Linked DNA regions of Mus musculus: regions 2 and 3 are each linked to region 1. The links are chromatin loops, found by intact Hi-C in ENCODE. Cell type or tissue: left cerebral cortex. All regions are shown on one strand.

Evidence for each region. Hi-C counts contacts between places; a loop is a spot of excess contacts. Peaks named below come from ENCODE experiments on the same cell type or tissue, not always from the same donor. Only the 100,000 strongest peaks of a DNase experiment are listed, where the experiment ranks them.
Region 2: it touches region 1 in a loop (3-fold over the local background); 2 of 42 quality-filtered maps call a loop at or near these places.
Region 3: it touches region 1 in a loop (4-fold over the local background); 2 of 42 quality-filtered maps call a loop at or near these places.

What each region holds. Positions count from the first base shown.
Region 1 is chr2:108,031,481-108,039,480 of GRCm38, reverse strand. No RefSeq gene overlaps it. Among named protein-coding and RNA genes, the nearest start is that of Gm23749, 45 kb to the left of the region's middle. In left cerebral cortex, a CTCF peak has its summit at 4,398 (motif pointing left); DNase peaks (open chromatin) are centred at 5,421, 5,811, 6,713, 6,981 and 2 more places.
Region 2 is chr2:108,298,507-108,306,506 of GRCm38, reverse strand. No RefSeq gene overlaps it. Among named protein-coding and RNA genes, the nearest start is that of Gm13912, 11 kb to the right of the region's middle. In left cerebral cortex, a CTCF peak has its summit at 3,536; DNase peaks (open chromatin) are centred at 2,222, 3,016 and 3,514; H3K27ac peaks cover 429 bases.
Region 3 is chr2:108,286,691-108,294,690 of GRCm38, reverse strand. It overlaps Gm13912 (a long non-coding RNA gene), which reads left to right and starts at 3,372. Exons shown (of 3, transcript XR_374869.1): 1 at 3,372-3,462; 2 at 4,972-5,111. In left cerebral cortex, no CTCF peak of the experiment used is centred here; DNase peaks (open chromatin) are centred at 4,441, 4,774 and 6,612; H3K27ac peaks cover 690 bases.

The DNA.
Region 1 (8,000 bases):
TAGAATTTTAATAGTAGCTTCTTCATTTTTATATGTTATTATCAAAATTCCCATTTCTCTTATTCATTGAGTTGGAGTAAGTAAAAGTCTTTGTTTGCTTGTTGGGTTTTTGGTAAAAACCAAAAGCAAACAAAAGTTTGCTTGGTTGGTTTGTTTTTCTCAGAAAACAATAGAGTCCTGACAGAAGTCTGTAGTATAGGAAACCTATATGGATTTTTCTGACTGGTAGCTTGCCTTACTGATTTCGCTCTTGCCAAATCAAACTGAGTGAACCAGCTCTTATAAAAAAATGTCCATATCATCTATCTATCTATCTATCTATCTATCTATCTATCTATCTATCATTTGTATATCTAACATCAGTAATATATATGTGTATATATAAATGTACCTCACTAGAGAATCTGGCAGATTAACCCATTTAAATATACACATTCACATTTATATATACACATATACATAACACACACATACTGAAATTAAATAAATCTCAAAAATACAGAGATAAGCCAATATCTGTAGCATAAGAATTTTCCCCAAATGTACCATATTACCATACGTGTCACCATATGTCCCTGTGTATACTGAGTCTCTCACACTTATTTTAACAAGGATACTTTTGTTAGAAAGCATTCTGTGAAACTTATGTTATAAATGGAAAGCATCTTAAGAAATCCTAGGTTGAAAAACTAAAGGAAGCTGTAAAAGTGGGAAGTAACTATGATGATGGGTGAATGCACAATGATTGGTGGCAAGCCAGTTGCTGTCTGAGAAGCTCTGATAGCCTAGGTAGATTAAAGAATCATTTTAGAGTTGCCTTCTCTAGTATTTTTACTTTTATATTAATAAACATGGTATATACTGAAATATATATTATTCTTAGTTTTAGCAAAAGGAACAACAGAAAATGGATGTATACCCCTGAGCCATTTTAAAATGATGCATATAATTGCAGGCTAGACTGTTGGGGTAATTTTGTAATCATCACAAGATGTTTATCTAAGCCATGAAAGTAGCAATCATAACTAAATTTCTTCCTTGTCATCTTACAACAGGCAGAATGACCAAGTGCATTACTTTGATATCTATTAACTCTAAATGCTAACCTCAAATCATATTGGATTAAATTACAATCATAAACTACATGTATGCAATAGCTACAATGGTCTGATTATTTGTATTTGTCATAATTTAATATATTATAATCCCAATTCAAGGTGTCTTTTTTAAAGAGTAGGCTCTTGAGAGATAATTAATTCATGTGGTAGGGTTATTACGATTCATATTCTTTTTTATTCTTTTTACAATTTTTTTTACTAGGTATTTTCTTCATTTCCATTCCAAATGCTATCCTGAAAGTCCCCTATACCCTCCCTGTCACCCCTGCTTCCCTACCCACCCACTCCCACTTCTTGGTCCTGGTGTTACCTTGTACTGGGGCATATAAAGTTTGCAAGACCAAGGGGCCTCTCTTCCCAATGATGGCCGACTAAGCCATCTTCTGCTCCATATGCAGCTAGAGACATGAGCTCTGGGGGTACTGGTTAGTTTATTTTGTTGTTCCACCTATAGGGTTGCAGACCCTTTCAGCTCCTTGGAAACTTTCTCTAGCTCCTCCATCAGGGGCCCTGTGTTCCATCCAATAGATGACTGTGAGCTTCTGTGTTTGCCATGCACTGGCATAGCTTCACAAGAGACAGCTAACATACCTAAAAGTTCTAGAACAAAAGGAAGCAAATTCACCCAAGAGGTGTAGACGGCAGGAAATAATCAAACTCAGGGGCGAAATCAACCAAGTGGAAACAAAAAGAACTATTCAAAGAATCAACCAAACCAGGAGCTGATTCTTTGAGAAAATCAACAAGATAGATAAAACCTTAGCCAGACTCACTAGAGAGCACTGGGACAGAATCCTAGTTAACAAAATCAGGAATGAAAAGGAAGACATAACAACAGATCCTGAGGAAATCCTAAACACCATCAGATCCTTTTACAATAGGCTATACACAACAAAACTGGATAACCTGGATGAAATGGACAAATTTCTAGACAGATACCAGGTACCTATGTTAAATCAGGATCAGATTAATGACCTAATCAGTCCTATATTCCCTAAAGATTCATATTCTTATACACACACATACACATTTAGAGACTGGGGGTGTAGTATTACAAATAGGTTAATAAATTAGGTAGTTAAAAAATAATAGTTCCCCCTAGGAAGTAGCATGCCTCTTTTCAATTGAAAACAAAACACAGAAAGGCATCTTCTAGGATCAAGGAAACAGAGTGCTAAAAGTCACAGAGCCTCCTGAAGCTTTGGACTTGAAATTCTCAGAATGAAGATGATATGGGAGAAATATATTTCTGCATAAGTCATGCAGATTACGATATTCTATTATAGGATTCTAAATGAAAGGTGGATAGATTTCCATAGTTTATTCATTAAAGGATTCCATGCCTCAGTCAGAATGGCATTCTTAGGACTTAAGTCCTAGGTAATAGTGCCAGAATGGAAAAGGTGTACTTTCATGATAGGATCTAACCTTTGAAGCATCATGAAACAGCTATTAGCAAACTGTGATCTTTATGAGCATGAATGAAGTCTTAAAAGTAATGAAGCAAACTAAGTGGATATCTTTGTTTTTATGCATTCTTCACCATATCTCCAGACTAAACCAAAATCCAACCAGTAAAATGTGATATTGTTTCCTAACTCAGTATGCTCCAATATTATTTTGCATATAATTGTCTACTAGTTAGGATGTTAACCATTATGCCATTGAAATGCAAGGCAGAAATAATCTCTAAAATAATATACTTACATTTGGGTAAGTAAAAAGAAAACCCATTTAGGAAAGTAAAACCTGCATAATTGCGTGCATAGGAGATGACAGACTTCGAAACAGATTTCTAATTAAATAGTATCTGAAAGTATATTCAATACTTGTGGATAATATGCGAGTTGTAATTAACTTAGGTCAAGTGCTAATAAGTAATACTGTATCTCTATTTTCTCTTTTATTGTCTTAACATTCCATTAAAAGGTATGTTAATGTACTCTGTAGCTAGACAGCATAGTGCATAATTATTGCAATTGAAATAATTGCATGTACACTTATGACAAAAAACAGACAATTGTATTATACTAACAATGTATGTCTTAGAAACCCAAACCCATAAGATTTTTCCTATTTAACCATTTCTGTCTCATTTGAACAATTCCATTTTCTTATCAAAATTATAATTGAGTCATTTTTATGAAACTCAGAAGTATAGATGGAAAAAGAAAAAAAATGTTTCATTTCATTCATTTATATATTTTGAAAAATACTCACTCATTTTTCTTTCAATTATATAACTCTAACTTTTAATCTTTTCAAATATATACTTCCTTTTCACGAAACTAAGTCAAATGGTGATATTTTGTACACTAATCTTCTTAAATTTTATTTTTCAGTAACATTTCTTATAGTTCATGGGATTATTTTAAAGCTGAATCACATGAGGAACTGCTATCATTTACTTTTTTCCATGATGAGGCATTAAATTTGTTTTTATTGTTTTCTGATCACAGAAAGGAAACAAGGGTAGGAAATGTATAGCTATATCTTTGCAGGCTATAGCCCCCTTTTTCTTGTAGGTTTGATTCCCAGAGAAGGAATTGCTGAGTCAAGAAGTATACATATTCAGTATATAGATAATTTATTGCCACATTTTCCCTCAGAATTGTGAGAGCAATTTTCATTCCCATTAGCAATATCTAGGCCCAACCATTTTCTGCATCATTACCAGTCTGACTATTTAACTATTTTGAAAGATGACTATTAGCATGTTTCCCAACCTATTGTGGCATTCCTTCTTGTAAGTAAAAGGACTGTAAACATAGAAAACATGGTTTATATGAAACAGGTAACTTCTCAGTAAACTCTAAGAATGAAGTAAAAGGAAGAAGAGATTCTGAAAATTTTCTAGAATTAAAAGAGCAACGAAAATATGCATGAGCCTTAACTATGTTACAGTAGATATGCCTATTTCTTAGTCGGTCACATAGCTATAACAAATAGCCTATAAGTGTGTAGATGCATTTGTACATTGGCTCAATATTTTGTTGAACATAAAATACCTTCTTAGTTAAGAATTGGTCTTACAGTCATATAGGAAAGTAGTAATAGAACTAATAGCCCATTCCCAGACATTAATGAGCTGACATGTGTTTTTTAGCTGATATTGGAAACAGCACACACATTATCACAGTGCACAAAAAATTAGAAAACTGACTGTCTGAGCATCTGTCACACCTGCTCACCCTCACTACACTTCCTCACTTGGACACATTTTCTTCGTCCTGGCAGTTCTGTTTGGATTCTCTGTGACTATAAATGGCACCCTCTTCTGGTGCCTCTTTTACCACAGTAAAAGATTTTCTGTGGTTAGCCCTTTTCAACAAAGCCTGCTGTGCCAAATGAAGGGCAAACTACTGAAGACTCTGTAACCAGCAATTAAATATTGCATACAAACGTTTTTTCTTCCTAATGGGAGTTTCCCAGCGCTAGGGAAAGCATCTCCTTTACCCAATCGACTCACAAGAAAGCTTGTCAATGGAATGAAAGCAAGACATTGAATGATTTCCACTGTGATAGGATAGCAGTAAAGAATAAAAAGGAAGCAGTAGTCGTAGTCGTAGTCGTAGTCGTAGTTGTAGTGGTAGAATAGTATTAGTAGTATCTGAATAGGCAATGCCTCTCCAGCAAGAACTACTCACCCACATAAATACATGGAAAGAAGCACAGAGGCTAAACAGTCCCTTTGGCTCCTCATCATTTACCTAGAACACCCAAATCGTTTCTAGTATAATGAGTGTCCAAAGAGAGAGATGGATTGTGTCCAGAAAAATGGGTTCAAGACCAAGTGCTGGGCTTTTGAACAGGAAGCATTGCTGCACTTATTCTTAAGGCAGTTCAAAGATGACCCTCCAGTGTGAAAGCAGGGCTGGGGAAAGGAAAAGAGACAGGCCTCTCCAGACTCACACTAAAGAACAGCACATTGATGTCCCATTAACTTACAGGTAGCATTTTTTTGACGAAGACAGTAATTGAATTTTTGTTACCTTTTTCTCGTTTAATCCTGTAAAAGCATATCAGCAAGGGTGGAAATGTTTCTTAAAGCTGTGTTCCGAGACGCCTAGCTGAAGTTTTTTGTGTTTGTGCCTTTTGAGGTACCCTCCATCTATAAACTCTGACAGTGGCAGAGTAATTGACAATCTCTCTCCTTTACAGGAGGTATTCACCAGGAAGACCAAGGAAACAGGAGCCTGATTCTCATAACTACTCCATTTTTCCTTTTTGCATGGCATGGGGTTGTTTAGAGTTGCTGTGTGATCACACATTGGCAGCTTTATTCCTCAGATTCGAATGCTGAAAACAGGCTGTCATTAACACTTGTACTCTCTTACACAGATAGAGCACAACAGTCGGCATTTCAATTACAGCCCTATTGTGGCAGGAACTGCTTGGGGGATGGGATGGGTTTTAGACTAAGCATCAGGATATCCCTTGGCCAAAAATACACTGTGCTACATACGTTCATTCTATCTTTAACCCCTTGAAGTTGGTGACTATCTACATAGAAAGGAAGCCAGAGATAAATGATATCTTTAAAAAAAGAGAGTGAAGCAATTGATTTTCACATCAGTCACTTGAATGAGTGATTTTCCCTTTAGTGCAGGAGGCAGCTCCTCCCTAAATGCTCAGAGTCTATGGATTTGAATAATGGATAAGGAAGCGTGCAAACATCACGATTTTCAGATTTCTCCTGCTGAATCAGGACAGCTTGTCCAAAGCATCAGGGAGAATGCTATTCTTTACCTTGGAAACACTGCAACAGGGGAGCCGAATAATGACATTGCAACAGAAAGAATCCCAAAAGGCCTGTGTTGGATAAGCTGCAGTGGGCATGATCAGAGGCAGTTTGCTAAAAAGAGGTGGGCCATGGACCACTTTCCTGCTTGTCTTCTCATTCCTTTGGGGTCTCTGTGGAGGCGTGGGGGGATGAAAACTCAGAAAGCTACAGGGAAAGCATGTTGTAAAGGGCGGGATGGGTGGGGGGGATACTAATTATTTCTCTTCCTAGACTGCTCCATGGTGCTATCCTTAGAAATCCAGGTGCTAGGGGGCTGACAGTCATTCCCAGAGGGAATATTCCTTGACACGATGTCCAGAGTTTGATTGACATCTAAACTGAAGCACTAATATACTTTAAAATGATAATAATAATAATATCACTTAAGGCAGTAAGAACAAGAATGCATGCTAAAACCCAATCCTGGTATTGAAAAATATTACATCATTGTGAGAATGGTCTGGAGGGGCTCAAGTAAACAATACAGGCCTTTCTTTTGAAAAAAAGTCACACACTTATGCCTTAAAAGGTTAGGGGAGGAGGGGAAAAGGAGGTCGTCTGAGTGGAGCAAAGATGAGGACTAAGTCACAAGGTGACATACCAGGGTCATTTTACTTGACAGTAAAGCCACCAATCAGGTACAGGATGGAAACAAGCAGCTCCTTTAAAACAAAAAACAGAGCCAGTCAGCCATATGTAGGGCTATGTAAACAGGACACTTCTTCTGATCCCAGGAGTTAACAAAGACAGTGCCAGAGAAATGAGTCACTGAAGCGTGGCTGTGAAAGCCAAGGCCCAGGCTGGGGCTGAGTCATCTCAGCATCAGACCTAATTCACCTCCTCTGCCTCCTGGTCTAACTTCCCAAATAAAATAGGTAAGAGGAACCCCTAGTCGTGACTCCTAGCAATGGTGACCCTGTGAACAAATAAGCCTGAATATTCAGAATGTTGAAAGACATGTTGTTCTACAGATTTCTCTCCTCCAAAGAACCAATTGAACTTCAGTCCTCTTTTGCTTTCTCTGGAGTGTTCCAGTTGGTGTCTAGGTTGGGGAGAGACTACTCCACAGGGTACTTAGCACCTTCTGAGGACTTCTCCATCTGCATGCAAACAACAGTTCAGGATCTCCACTCTCTAAATAACCACTGTTGGATGGAAATCCATCTGCATACACAGAACACAGTTTCTGAGCCTCCTACCCTGAGTCTTTGGCTCCTTAAAGAGTTTTCTTCTATTCATGAACACCGTGATTAGTGCTAGGCACATCTAGTCAGTGTGTCTAACACCAGTCACTGGCTAATACTTACTCAGTGTCCTAAAGGGCCTAGTAGTCATTTTGGTAAGATAAATGATTTAAATATAGCCTTCAGAAATATCTGCATTTTAAAATAAAGCTTACATTAATTCTGTAAGTAAATACATATAGTTGATACTATAAAGCCATTGAAGAAAAAATTTTAATTATAATTTATAAATAAACATACAAAAATTTCAATATAAGTTTGTATATTGTATATATATACAGATATATTACTTCGTGTTTGAGATATATTTTATGAAGGAGACATAATTCAGAAACAATATTTAGACAGGTAGAAGGAATAAAAGGAAGGACTCTACTTAATGTTAAAACATGGGTAAAGATGACATAAAAGCTAGCCAGCTTCCTAAATATATCGCTGGACTAAAGCTTCATTCTTTCTAGTATGGTGGTTTTTAGTCTGACAGATAAACATGAGTACACCTCTTGATATCATTATATTGACACACTAGCTACAATTGGTGATGTAGACTTTGCTGTTCTATTAACCCAAAAAAGGTATCTTTTATTGATCTACTATTTTACATCCATTTGGGACCTTTAATTTGGCAGAATAAACAAATGGAATAAGTAAGAGTTGCAAGTAAAGAATGTTGTTATTACTTATTATAAAATGGATCCCTAGGGTTTCACATTCTAGAGATGTACAAAATGATATTGTCTAAAATAATTTTGAGTTAATTCTCTGGGATAAGGTGCTGTGATGAATATACCAAAACAAAGAAAACAAGTTTCTTGCTTCCAACCATTTCTCTGGGTCCCAGTCTGGAAAGCACAC
Region 2 (8,000 bases), 270 kb before region 1:
GGCACACACCTTTAATCCCAGCTCTCGGGAGGCAGAGGCAGGTAGATTCTGAGCTCAAGGCCAGCCTGGTCTACAGAGTGAGTTCCAGGGCAGCCAGGGCTACAAAGAGATAAATAAATAAATAAATAAAAGTATGCAAGCAACCAATATACTCAATATTACATGTCAGATACCCTTTAGGTAATGCAGATATATAAACACTGGGAGAAGACAATAAGGAGAAGAGCAAGCAAAGTCACTGTAAAATCAGCATCTAGTAGACTCCACTGAGGGTGGGAAAACCATACATTTTCTCTTTCTGTGCCTTCCTTTTTGGTCAACTTCCATTGTTTCATAATGAACTGGTTAATGAGCTGAATCAGGGATTTGTAATGAGTAGTGTGCAGTGGTCAGTTCACAGGCAATGAGTAGAGAAGAAAGAATGCTTTACACCATCACAGCCATTAAACTGCCTCTCTTCCCAGTGTGCTAGAATGTTTCTTGATTACACATCAAGAACTGCAATGGCAAGTTACACAATAAAATAGCATTACCCTGTCTCCAGCTAAGATATTTTCTATAAGTTGGGTAGAAAAATAGAAAGAAGATACTTCACAATTTGGCTATAGGTTGCTTATACTGAGTAAAATTGGTAAAAAGGATAAAAGTAATTCACACCATGACTTTTTACAAATTATGTGTAAAGTATAAAGATGGTAAAGAAACAACTAAAATTTTTGAAGATAATTTTTTAAACAATTAGATGAATGAGGATATGGTTTATTAAGATGTGAAACACTGGGTAAGAGAAGGAAGGAAGACTTCCTTCTCTTTGTATGTTTGTTGATATCCTGATTATTGTGGGATGTCTTAATGGCCACTACACTTTACCAATGGCAAGTATATGTTTGACACAACTAGACTGTTGTAGTTTAGTGGTTGTACCTTTCTTGATGTGGGTGCCAGTTTTATAGGAAAAAAGAATATTTTCATAGGGTAGTAATGTTACCATTTCATGGCATCATTGTCCCATGATAAATAGCATCAGCTGACTATGGGCTTATTGTGTAGACAGATTAATATTGTCATTTTATAGCCTGAAATATCCTCCCCTCATGCTTGCTCTCTCTGTCTGTCTCTGTTTCTGTCTCTCTCTGTCTGTCTCTCTCTCTCTCTCGTGTGTGTGTGTGCGTGTGTGTGTGTGTGTGTGTGTGTGTGTGTGTGTGTGTGTGTTGTGTGATGTTGTGGTTTTGATTGAAGGAACACATACACATGCCACAATATGTCAGAGTACCACCCCACGCCTAAGCCTTTCACGTTACAAGAGTAGGTTTATAGAGAGAAGGAAGAATATCGGGCTTTATATAAAAGTGCAACTGCATCATAGAGTTTAATATTACAAGTAATTTTAAGGTTTTCCAGAGAACTGGAACTAACTGCTATCTAAAATACTAAATTCAAGATAAACATGAGTGATATGTGCTACTCCAGATTACTATGATTCTCATCAAAACTCCAACAACCCTTTACATCCTTGTGCTGTCTGAATCAGAGTGCTTTGTCTGGAAGAATAAAAGTATGCAAACAGCCAATACACTTAATATTAAGTGTCAGATATCCTTTAGGTAATACAGATATATAAACTGGAGGGGACAATAAATGAGAAGAGTGAACAAAGATACAGTAAAATCATTTCATGGCTAGATTTGGTATTAAAATATGACTGTTAGTCTGTCACTGCCCTAGTTATTATGAGGTTCCTAATTAGTCAGTATTCCAAATAACTAGAAATGTCTTGAAATGGACAGAATTCTCCTGACGAGGTGTAAATAAGGTATTGCATAGAGACTGTCATTGCACTGATGAGGATGCCCTAGTAGAAGAACTTGGGATCCTGTGGTAATTATAATTGCCTGTGCAAGGTTAACGCTCCCTATCTGGACCTCAATGCAAATATGACTTGAATCATTTATATATTTTGTTTTAAAGTTTTCTTTTCTAAAAACAAAAGCAAAGTCATGTCCTAGGAAGCTTTTTAGCTCAGTAACTGGGTCGTAGGACTCTTGAGTCAGACTTCTTCTTCATGTACTTTAAACCAAAATGAGGTTTTAACAGCTTATAAGAAAAGTCTAGAAGAATGAAGTTTCCAAGAAAAGGAAGTAAACAAGGATGGATCGTACCATCACCTGACCCTTGGACCTATATTGGACCTATATTGGATCTGTGGTGAGATTTGGTTGGTTTGTATTTCTCTAATTGTGGGATGTTATGGTTCTGTCATTCTGCTGTCATGTAGTAACCACCACTATCTACAGTGTGAATTATTGATAACCTGTTTGAAAGACTATGCTATGAGATGATTACAGTTTACAAGCACAGCAAGCATTTACAAGCTTGACAGAGACTGAGGGGGTAGAACATGTCCTTACCCAGTCAACAGAGTGTAGGGACAGCTGTTTCTTTAGTAATGGCATCCACGGCATAGGATTGATTAACTTTACTCCTTTATAAACTTAATTAAAAAACATCTGCAGCTCCAGTAAAGTCCCCAAGGTTCTGACATTTTCTTCATGTTGAAATCTCTTTATTTTATTGACTGAACTTTTCCCCAGCAGCTATTCTGACAAAGTGAACACTTTGTTATGATGCAGCAAACAAGGGATGGGAACAATACCTGATGAGGTTTTAATGTAAGACACTCTCTCATTTTCTCCTTTCCCCTTTTCCTTTACCCCTCCCTTCTACACACTTTCCATCTCTCCATCTTTCTTCTTTCCTTCAACTGGTAAAACAAAAGCCAAAATGACAACAAAACAAAAAAAAAACAAATAAACAAACAAGAAGAACAACAAAAACCCTTCAAACTTCCTTCCACCTCTTTATTTTGTAGTGCAAGTATAAGGCTATTTCAGATCTATTTAGTTAGTTTCTGTTTCAGGAATAACCTGTGATTCACTATGCAGATCTTAGATATATTTTTACATTCCCAGGCCTACTCCTTTGTCCTTTAGTGTTCCTTCAAAATCCACCCAGGGTTTGATCTTCAATAATGACAGGTTTATTGCGTGATAACAAGGAATAGGGAAATCTTTCTGCTTCCCCTTTATATGAATAAAGACCAAGATGTAGATTTTGATGGATATGTGCAAAATTATTTTAACTATGAATGACCTCTGATGGGTCTAAAGCTCTCTGAACTACGTTACCTTCTCTTAAAGTGATTTCAAAGGATATCCCTGACAACCAACTTATTATTTGTCCTGCACTGTCAATGTTCTACATAAGTGCCACAATTTAAATTGGACCCCTGGCTTCTTTGGATAATAGCTAATACTTATATAGGTATAACTTCATGCCAGTGGAATAACTGTTTGGAAGCGGAAAATTACAGACATATAGGTTAAAAAAAAGGTCCTCATTTTTATGGAAGGAAATATGTTCTTTTAATATGCTGTGATTATTTTTAGATGTTGAGATGAGAGCATGACTCACTGCCTTCCACTGCTTCCACTCCGTATGCTGGTCCCCACTCATCTTTCCTGACACATCGTGCTGATGAAGGGAATGACAGCCTGTTCCCCACACTGTGGTCATCAGTGTGTGTTGCAGCTGCTTCTGGAAGTAGAGGTAGTCTTTTTCTTCAATACATACTCTCAGACAACATATTAGTATTCTGAGGATCAGCACACATTGCCACTGAAAACACACAGCAACCCAAAGGACACTCAATGGGATCACTTTTCTTTGCAGTTTATAGGCTTTCAAAATACCAGAAAAGCCTTTTGGTTCTGATTTTCTTAATTAATTTATCATTAACATATAGTGAAACATTTCTACTATATCTATGAATAGTAAGAAAAGAAGTGCTAATATAGAGATAATGAGACAACTAAAATAAACTAAGATGCTGTTCTTGAAGTTTAATAATCAATATTCATGAACTGTAGGGAACTGAAATAATTAATGTTGAGCTTAGAGAAATTCTAGGTAATATTATATTTTTTCATGTAAACTCTGTAGTTAAATTCTCATACTGGTTCTGTTATACTATGATGCTTGCAAATGTAGTATAGATACATCTTTATCTGAGAGACATAGATAACTTCATTAATTAAAATTTTAGTAGTACTGGAGACCCAGGAATCTACTTTGAAAAGTTTGATATAAAAGCAATGATTGTATTAACCACTTGACACGTACTAATTTTTCTCACATTTTCTTAACATTAATTAATATTGTTTCTATTATTAGAAGTTACTTGATCTGAGATTAGGATTGTTATAACTCTGATCATTTTGAGTAAGACAATGAATATTATTCCGAAAACAGTGTAATTTGAAATACTAAATAAGAAGACAATTATGAGGAATTTAGCACGAAATTTACAAGCCTTTGTTACAATGATGAAGAGCACTGTAAAGGTTGGGGCTTGGGTGATATTCCCAAATGTATCACTTTTTCAATTGAGAAATCTGCAGAAGCAAGGTCACTCTGACCTTCCCCAGCCTGTCTTCCCTGAAGCATGGTCATGAAAGTTTCAGAACTTAATTGCCCATTGGAAAGGAAGGGAAGAATGTGAACAGGCTCTGCAAGAAGTTCGCACAGATTATTATTATTATACTCTGTATGTTCTGTCTTGATTCTACACAATTAAGCATTTTCTTTTCAGCAGAAAAAAAAATGGATGATGTTTCCCTGGACTTACATGCTCACCTCTCTCCATCTCTTTCATGTTTTCCTTCTCTTTTGCTTGATTGAAGCCATCAATACTGGATGGATGCATGCTTAGTATGTGTTCTACCTCTGAACCATATCCCTAAGAAGTATTCATTTTTCTATAGATCCTCTGTCTCATAAGCCTTTTATTTTATATATTTATTCATTATTTCTTTTTTGACACAGAATTTCATGTAGCAAGACTGGCTTCAAATTTGCTATGTAGCTGTGACTAGCATTTAAATACTTGATCTTTCTGACTCCATTCTGAGTCCTTGGGTTGCAGAAAAACATGCTATCTCAGATAAAAATTTGCAGAAAATAAATTTGCTATGATTTTATTTTTTATTAAGGGAGCTTTGAAATTGACCTATCAGTTAGAATCCTATCAGCTTGTAAGAATGAAAATTAAATTCTTCCCCTACTTAATCATAGTGATTTTAAGTCCAGTCTTTCTCAAATTTCCCGACTATAAAATTAAAAATATACCTATAACAACTATTTAATATGAGAAAAAGTAAATTTTTACATGTTTATATGAATGGCATGCTTCTTATGGGAATGTTCCTAGGAAAATCCACATTATCAGTACTCAAAACTGGTAAGTAAAAAGTTTTGTAGTACTGAGAAAACAGTTCTTTATGCCATTTGATTTTTCTCATATTTAGAATACAATTATTTATTTGTAGTCAATTTTATCAAGACATAGTCATGATTCATGTTCTACCCCATCCCCAGCCAAGATGCCCACCCACCTGCTCCCCCACACTCCCTAGTTCTGTCTCATTGCTGGCCCACTGCTCATATTTAAAGAATTATCCTTTGCCAACTTTTCTATTATTCCTCTGCCCACCTTGCTACTGCCAAAAGTGATCTGTCCTTAGTAAATTCCTTAGACTGATCAAAAATATGGTAATTCTAAGTTGCTCTTTACAAAACAAGAATTAGAGGATAAAGGAATGTTCAAACTCTTTTACCCATCATTATCTTGCAAATACAACAGTCTCACAACTAAAACGTCCTTGGTTTTTATTCTTTATGTGGCTAATATGACTGATGAGTGAATATATGTTAGGCTAGGATATCTCTAGTAATTCGGACAAAAACCAAATAGTTGTCATGGTCCTTTAAACCAGTTGATGTTTTGACAACCAATTAAGCCCTTATGCAAATAGTACTCTTCCCTGAGTACTTTTTGATATGAATTTTAAAGTTAGAAATATATTGGGTATGTTTCAAGAAAACATGAGAAGGAATTCCCAGGGTCATTTGTCTAGTAGTCCTGTTTCTTCTCACCTTCTTTTCTCTCTCAATGAAAAGATTAATGGATGAACCTTAAAACTAGCAATACGTTGAAAATAAAATTGGAATGTTACCTCTGTCTTAAAGAAGGTAAAAATGAATGTTAGTGAATCAGCAGTGAAATTATAGGATATTCATGTCCATTGCAGAAAGGAAGATGAGAAACCTAAAATTTAGCAAGATCACTTAAGAGAAGTTTTCTCTGAGTCCTATGTTGCTGTGGATGTTCTCTGTAGAAGAGTGACTAACAGTGACTTGACTACAGCTTTCCCACTACTGGCTCTAGTGCACAGGAGATAATCTATTTGTAAATACGATTTTCAGTAGTGAGTCTACCTAACTCTTTAATTACAATCCCATTTTGATATCCCAAACTTACAGTTACAATTATTTATATTGTTTAGGATGTTGAAATCCTAAACAATATAAATAATTCAGTACTCACTGACACAGACCTGTCATATGAGCTCCAAATCTAACAGTACTAGAGCTTAAATATAAATATTGACTGATATGCTTCCTAGGGTTGATTTCCCCCATTTTTCCTAGCTAATAATAATCTACATATGGCCTTTGTATAAAATGTCACCCATGTTGACTTAAAGTTCAACATATACACAGAGATACATTGTATTATGAATATAGGGAGATAGCTTCACAGTAGACTTTTACTCTTTATTGAGAAACCTGCAGCACATTTTCTAAATTTACATTTTTATAAGGGAGATGAAAATGATCATAGAGTAGCATGAAGTTATAAAATTAGTGAGGCAATGTTGTATATGTTTTAACTCTCATTATCAAAATTATTTGAACCGTAACATCTGAATTATATCTCTATAAACAGTGTAACTAAATGCCACTGTCAGTTACATCTCTCCCATCCTTTAAATTGAATTTTTACAACATGCAGTAGTATTGTAGGGAGTATCTCTAGATTGTATATACACAAACTCCTAAGCCAGACATGAGGTATAACCAGTGTCTACTGACTTTGCATCATTTCCTTTACTATCACTGAGATTGTTTCATTCTTGGATTGTGAGATTTAATACAAGATGGGAGGGAAGACTGTTATAGGAATCAGGCTATCATTTCCTTTGTGCTTCAAGTCACCATCATGATTGGAGGCTACCAAAGAGACATGTAAATAAGCCATCATAGATGTGATTTGAGTTTTATACCACTTTGATGAAGTGCTTTCAAAATACTGTGTGTTAGTATGGAACTAATAACAAGTGTGGACACATAGGTTTAGTTTTTTGTTTATAAGATAGGTTATAGAAAAATCAGAAAAACAATGATATATTATCTTAATTCATTTCTTAGATCCTCAAATTTGATTCATTTCATGTTAATGACTAACTTCCTTGCCTTATTTATACAAAGTGAATTTAATCAGCAAACATAACAATATAAATTTGATGAAAATAAAATATAAATTCAGGCTGGATAAATAGATGGCTCTATACGTAAGAGCACACATACTTTACTTAACAGAAAACTCTATTTTAGTTCTTAGTAACTCCAAGTGATCAGATACCCTCTTATGGCTTCCACAGGTACTGCATAAAATGAATAGTCTCATACTCAGAATTACACGCACACACACACACACACACACACACACACACACACACACACACACACACAAGCATAATTAGAACTAAATGTCTTAAATAAATAAAACACAACTAAATGTTCACTATTCATAGAAGGACATAATCAACTGAGTTCATCAGAGTTTAATTAGAGGCCTAAATTAAGTAAGTATGCTTATATTAAGTAAATTTAAATTTTCATCTCTAAGGTATCTTGTAAATCAAATTGGTAGCCTCCTGTTCTTTGATTATTATTACTGCATACATACATACATACACACACACACACACACACACACACACACACACACACACACACACACAATATGTAACTACAAAATGGAAAACCTATTTGGTGTTGCTTGTGTATATATGATTTCCAGGGATCCATCCCATAATCAG
Region 3 (8,000 bases), 260 kb before region 1:
ATGACATAGAAGCAGAGGATAGAATTTTGGCTTCCCATTTCCTGTGAAATCAGTTTGAGAAGTCAGGGAAATGGTAGTCAATAGTTGCAAAATTCAGTCAGACTAGAAACATTTTTTTCAAGAGGTCTATTGTACAAAGCCAAACTATAGATATAAATTTCTTAGTTTCTTGAAAACTATTTAGAAGATATAAAATGTTCTCACAGCAACATAATGTAAGGTAGGTAGCACACCACTTAGCCTAACTTAATCACATCAGAGTATATATAATTACATTTACCATATTAGGCACTAAACAAAGTAAAATGTACATATTTATAATTTCAGCATTAAGTATATTAAAATATGATAGTTAATATTTTTCTGTATCTTCAAAATTATGAGTATTTTAGTTTACATATTTTGTACAAGTACATGATGTAGCTCAGTATTGTAAATTGCATTTTTATTGCAGTCATTGATGATTGCTTTGTGTTTTATATATTGGTTACTGAAGTTTCCATACCCCACAATCAGCTCTTCCTATATAGTAACTCTTTTACTTTTAGATTGTCAAATATTAATTAGAAAGTGTTTTTTAAATTATAATCTAGCAGTGCTGGGAATATGCCTTAGTCAGTAAAGTTCTAGTCACACAAGTGTAAGACCTGTGTTTGGATCTACAGCACCCATGTAGAAAGAGAACCACCCAGTATAGCATGCATATGAAGCTATGCATTTTCATATTAGACATTATTTTTCAGTCTGTGAGAGGACAGATTTAATATGTCCCCTGGAAAAAAGATAAAAACTGTATAATCCCTCATTCTCTACTGGGAAAATGTCAAGGATTTGGCGTAGTTCACTATCAGCCTTAATATTCCTGCTTCATCTAGATGGACAGGCATGTCTGATTATTATATGTCTTACATAAAGTCTTACCCATAGTAGCTAAATTCTGACTAATATCTTGCCAATATCAAGTCACCACAGCCTGGAACTGTAACTTTGTTTCCTTTGTACTTTTGTTACATGGGAATTATGGGACATTTTATTTCTTAATTGCTTCCTCTACTAGAAGTTCAAATTTTCCAGATGAATTAATTTTCAAATTAAACTAAATCAATAGACACACTTCATTTCTATAAAACTTGGTCAATGCTTGGTTGTGTCACTGGTTTTCCCATTACCTAATTTTGTATAATTTACATCAAATTATTTTAATTATTTTTCTGACATTATATATCATTCCAAAACAAGGCAAATTTAGAAGGTCTGATTATGGCATATGACAGGTAAGGGTCTTGCCAAAATACTAACATCTTGAGTGATACCCAGACAACCCATATAGCAAAATGAGAACAGTGAATTCTGTTCATCTTTTGGACTCCGTATGTGTAGTCTGGTGCACACACACACACACACACACACACACACTTATAAATTTACAGGTACAATCTGATGAATGTGTTTAGTTCTCTCTCTCTCTCTCTCTCTCTCCTCTCTCTCTCTCTCTCTCTCTCTCTCTCTCTCTCTCCCTGTTTTGATTTGTCAAGTGGTGTTATCTTACAGGTTTTGTCCTATTCTATTTTACTACTGTAATTCAGCCTTCCAACTTGAATTATACTCCTTCAACTCCATGTTTTGTTTATTTTACAATAGGCTGTTTGAGTTTCCTTCTGGGACACACACACACACACACACACACACACACATACACACATGTGGTGTGTGTTTGTGCTGCAAATACTATCCTACAGATGAAGACAGAAGTTGTGTCATATAAAAACAAATTTCCAGTACCTGATTATTTAGCAAATATTACACATGAAATTATTATAATGTCATAAACTGGAAAGTCTCCAATAGAACCAGCTCAGAAAAGTACCAGCAGGGAAAAGTATATGTTGATCATGTATTTCTATAGTAAAATAAAATATTGTTAAAAGAAAACACACTCATTTCTATGTATATTCTAGAGCATATCTTTAAACCCAATGTGTAGTTTAAAGTGCCATTCCGTATACAGCAATTTTCTTTGAGAAGTTGTCAACTAAAACCAATCCTATGAAAATTTCAGATTGAAAATTTACCTTTATTCTTCTAAAATTCCAAGTATCTCCTCCTCATTTATGACTTATAGAATGATTTCTTTTTCTTCTATGTCAGACCTGTGGGTTCCCCGGGGCTATTGCAGATGATACAGTGTTCAATATCTACCTTTACTGCACTATGGCCCTTAAATGAAGAGTGTTCATCTTTCAGTATTGATTTAAAGGATTTTTCATCCACACAAAGCTTAGATATACATACAAGACGATAAATTAATTTTTATTTACCAGTCATATACATCATTTTATTTGGTGGTTTTTGAACCGTTGGAGTTATAACGATAAATAGAGAACATTTCCTCTTTTCCTGAGGCTTACCTTCTAGTAAGTTTGCTAAATATGAAATATATGAAACTGAAATTCAGCTAATAAGAAAGAAGATAGCACACTTGACACAGGGGAAGGAGAGAGTATAACATCTTCTTGATGTTTGGGGTTATCCTCAGTAAGTATTTTTATCACTTGTATTTATTCACATTGTAAATAACCCTGAGTGCTAATAAATCTTTTCCTTTTCCATTGGTAATTGGAAAGTGTCTCATATTCAGTGTACGTGGATTGTTCCTATTTTCTCGATTTTTATAGTTGTTTTGGGACATTTCTGATCTAAATGTTTCTAGTGTGAGGTAGGTATCAGTGCCTGTGTCACCCAGTAACACCTAGTATGTAGCAAGTTCAGTTATAGTTACAATAGATGCCAGATTATCTTCTCTGTTAAAGATACTTTGTAACTTTCACTTTTCAAAACCTATTTAATGATGGTTCTTAAATTCTTTAACCTCCCCTTTTTATCCCACCACCTACCAGAGGTAGTGGAAAAAGAAAGGATACAGGGACGTGGTCCTGTTTAGAATGGTTCATTGGAGCAACTTTGTCTATGCTATCTGGAAATCAGCAGTTCAGTTCACAGGTTAACAGGGACAGAATACACTGGCAACCAAGTTTGGTTCAGTCAGGTTAGCAACAGCAGTGATATGACCTAGCAGGAACAGCCAGACCTCAGCCTTGGCTTGAGTCAGCAGGAGGGACCATGAGAAATGCCAACAGTTCTCAGCTGTGCCTCTGTCAGGGAAGCAAAGATCTGCAAAGACATGAGACCCACAAGTGTTGCACAGCTAGCTTTACAAGCAAGCCTAACTCAGCCTTCATCACTATCTGTAAGTCCTATTTATACCCTCCAAACATCACTTGTTTTCCCTGGGTCTTATCTCAACACCTGTCTTGCATCAGCATTTATGTCTGTCTCAGCTGACAAAACTCTGCCAATCAGCATGAGTCCAAGGAAGCAGCAAGAAACTGCAGCACACCACTAGAGGTATTTTGGTGCATTTCTCTCTAAGGAGTCCAGGCAAATGCAGCTCCACTATGCAATGTAAGGCAGACGAATATTTGTGTGTTGCTAGCAAAGTATCCATCATGTGTCCTTTCACATGCTTGCTTTAGCAGAACATCCTCTCTCCTGTGTCTGCTAAAGCTAAATGTTCCTTCATGAGTCTGCTTTAGTTTTTCACCTGTGTCTACTTAAGCTTAATCTTCCTACATGTGTTTGCCCTAGCAAAACACCATCCAACTGACTTTCCAAAGAATCTGTAAGGTTCCACTTCCATTATTCAACCCTTCCCCATTTTTTTCAAGTTTTACATGTAAGAAAGCTAGCTGGATTAGTAGCATCAAGATGACATTTATTAAGTTTCATGGACATCAGTTTTTAACTATGGCACCTAGTTATAGCATATTGAGAATATGAGTGTTCAAACAACCCTAATATTCACCTACAGTTTATTAATAATTTTAGGTCACGGAATGCAAAGGAATGAACCTACATCATTATTATCCTCATCATTATCAACATTTTGTAAAGGTTTTAAAAGTTAAGAGAAATGCAAATGAATAAAATGATTAATTAAAAAGGAAAAATATTAGGAGAAATTACAGAAAATGAAAAAAAAATGTTGTGTCTGAGTAATTGTTCATTCAGAAAGAATACAGACAGCACAAGGTGATTAAGAGAGATTAACATGTATTTATGTATACTTATATAAATATATTAATACAATATACATGTATGTGTGTTTGTATATGCGTGTATAGATGTATTAACAACACAACACACACATATCTGAATTTTCCAAATGCAACTGCAATGTAAGGCACCTTTTATTATGTATATTCATGTGAGTAGAGAAATCCACTTTAGCATAGCTGAGAACTGTGTTCACACCATGGGAAAGCACTGAGTAGAGAAAAAGCATTTTTAGGCTTGGTTCTGACTGCTCTCCTGTAGCATCACCATCCTGTCATCCAGCCACATGTGCTTCTGATGCAGACCAGCATGCATATGCATAGCCATATGTTTCTTCCTTATGAGGTTCTTCATCTCTTCCTTGCCGTCCTATCCCTTGTATTCCACACATTGTATTTCACCCATCACACCGTTAGCCAAACAAGAAAAACTGTTGCTCCCCAGAGGCAAACAGAAGTGCCTGGGACATGTGAGGGTTGATCTATTCTGACCTTGTATGCTATGATTATGTTTCTGGGTGACTTCTCTGATTTGTCATCACAGAGGATAAATTAGTAGTTTTCTCTGCTTTGTGAGTTGCAGTGTAGGCTGAAGTTCTTTGCCACCCCTTCACTTTCAAATGAATTAAGGTTCTTAGAATAACCTAGAGGAATTGAGTTTTGCATGTGTTTCTAGCAGCTTTGTCTGCAATGTAGGTGATCTAAACTGCTAGGACACCCAAGAGAGTGCTGGTGAGAAATGCCATCTGACTCATCATCACCCATGAGATCCAAGTGTGAAATGTAGGGCGGGGTCTAGTGGGAAGGAAACAGGGCAGAATAGAAATGGAAAACCATGGAGAAGCTTCTCTTCCTCCAGGTCAACTGAAACCACAGACATTTAAAGAAGAATCACACTCTCCTCTCTTGATGGAACATCATTCAGGAGTACTACTACCTCCAAGAGAAATGTCATGAGGATTTGCAGAAAAAGGAAACTTTGGGAAGAGAAACTCAGTGGTAAGAAATAGCTCACAGAGTAGTTAGTGTCAGAACTCCGCATTGACATTAAGAATCTAAATGCATCTATATAACATTTAGGGACCAATATAAAGGAAAATCTGGATTTCCTCATATATAAAGCTCAAAATTGTATACCAAAGTTGTTGGGTTTTTTTTTTTTTTTTTTTTTTTTTTTTTTTTTTTTTTAAGAGGCGTTTCCTTTTGTTCTGTGTTCTTGCTCTTAACTCATGGTTGAGCACAATACTGGATTCTTACTATCACTCTAGATGGATAAAATGCATTGATTTATTGGCATGAACTTTATAATTTTAATTTGTGCAATGCTATTTTAAAGCATTTAAAGGTATTAACTCACCTAAGAAACCATAAGTTACAGAATCCAGATCTTCCACCTTATACACACAATTTAGTATCTTCATCTTACAAGAATAGTAGAAGCACTGCAAACAATTAGCTCAAAGTGCTAAAAACTAAACTCAGTGTTCAGCATAATAGTCAAAGAGCTTGCCACAGACTATGCCCTTAATTCTATGTTACTTGACACACACACAAAAATGTGTGTGTGTGTGTGGGGTGTGTGTGTGTGTGTGTGTGTATGTGGTATATGTGATATATAGCTATAGATGCATTCTTTTGTTTTCGTGTTGATGAATAATTACAGGATGAAAAATAGAACTATAGAATGCCATATGTGTTCTTTTGTATGTCCCTGTGTTAGACTCAGTGGTTGACTCACAGAAGAAAGTGATAGGATAATCTTCAACATTTCTGAAGAAGGAAATAATAGTTACAGCCTAAATAGATTAAGCATACTGTGTTAAGTAAAATTAGTTAGAGAAAGAAAAACCTATATGACTCTACCTTTATAAACAGTATGATATAGTCACACATAAAATCCAAAGTTCTTAAGGACTAAAAGAGAGAGAGAGAGAGAGAGAAATAGACCAGCTGATTAACAGGTATAAATATTCAATCGTACAAGATGAGAAAACTCCAGAAATCTTCTATGTAACATCTACCCACTTAAACATTTTAGATTATACATGTGTAGTTTTCTAAAGGGATAAATCCCTTATTAAATATTCTGGTAGGAGGATGAGGAAAAAAGGAAGAAAGAAAACATGCAGAAACTCCATAAAATATAGTATTTTAGCAATGAGGAAAAACATAATAACTGGAGGTCTGGGGGAACAAGCTTGGTTCTGGCAGATTCACCAATCTATGCTCAGTCTCCCTTTCCAATACACTAATTAAATAGGCTCAGCCACCCATTCCAATACACTAATTAAATAGACATGCAAAGAGAAAGCACAGCGGAGATTTAATCAATATGTATTGGAAAGAGGAAGAGATGAAGGGAGCCATTGTCCCAATGTTTGTGTGCAGGGTATTAACATGGCTTTTAAGCTTAAGCAGAGAAAACATTACAACAGAGGTAGTCCTGGGCAAGGTATAGTCTGGCTGGTCATTGTCTGTTCTCATTCTACATGGTGGTTTAACGAGCTCTAATTGCTTGAGGGACCAAGATTGTTCTCAGTAGAGAATTACTCATGCTCCAGGTTCTGGGTTGCTGCTGAAGATACTACCCTCCTATGAGTCATGTTCTATCTGTGAAGCAGCCTTTTTACTAGAATCAAAGGTAACTGCTCAAACCTAAGGTGACTGAATGTTTAGGTCCAAGACTGAAGTATTCAGGTACAGTCTGATGGTCTTTAAAAACAGCACTGTAATGAGATAACAAAAGCTGTCATACTTATTGTCTTAGGGTTTTACAGCTGTGAACAGATATCATAACCAAGGCAAGTCTTATAAATGACAATATTTAATTGGAGCTGGCTTACAGGTTCAGAGGTTCAGTCCATTGTCATGAAGGAGGGAGCATGGTACATGAGGAGCCAAGAGTTCTTAATCTTCATCCAAAGGAAGCCAGGAACCAGCTAGGCATCCTTAGGCAGTTAGGAGGAAAGTCTCCAAGTCCACCCCTACAGTGACACACTTCATCCAACAAGGCCACACCTTCTAATAGTGCCACTCCCTGTGATGAGCATATGGAAACCATTACATTCCACTCCATGACCCCCATAGGCTTGTTCAAACATGAGTCTATGGGGGCCATACCTAAACATAGCATAATGCAAAATTCATTTAGTCCAACTACAAAAGTCCCCATAGTCTATAGCAATCTCAACAGTTTTAGAAGTCCAAAGTTCAAGGTATCTTTTGACAATCATCCAAGCACTTAACTGTAAACCCCAAAGCAAGACAGGAAACCAGCTGGACAAACTCCAAACTCTGCATCTCCATGTCTTATGCAAAGCAGACTTCAGATTTTCAACTCCCTTTTATCTTTGTTGCCTGCAACAAAGTTCTTTCTCCGAGGCTGGATCTACTCCCTGCTAGCATCTTCTTCTTCTTCTTCTTCTTCTTCTTCTTCTTCTTCTTCTTCTTCTTCTTCTTCTTCTTCTTCTTCTTCTTCTTCTTCTTCTTCTTCTTCTTCTTCTTCTTCTTCTTCTTCTTCTTCTTCTTCTCTTCTTCTTCTTCTTCTTCTTCTTCTTCTTCTTCTTCTTCTTCTTCTTCTTCTTCCTCTTCCTCTTCCTCCTCTTCCTCTTCCTCTTCCTCTTCCTCTTCCTCTTCCTCTTCCTCTTCCTCTTCCTCTTCCTCTTCTTCTTCTTCTTCTTCTTCTTCTTCTTCTTCTTCTTCTTTTTAAGATTTATTTATTTATTGTTTGTAAGTACACTGTAGCTGTCTTCAGACACTATAGAAGAAGGAATCAGATCTCGTTACAGATGGTTGTGAGCCACCATATAGTTGCTGGGGTTTGAACTCCAGACCTTCTGAAGAGCAGTCGGGTACTCTTACCCACTGAGCCAACTCACCAGCCCCATG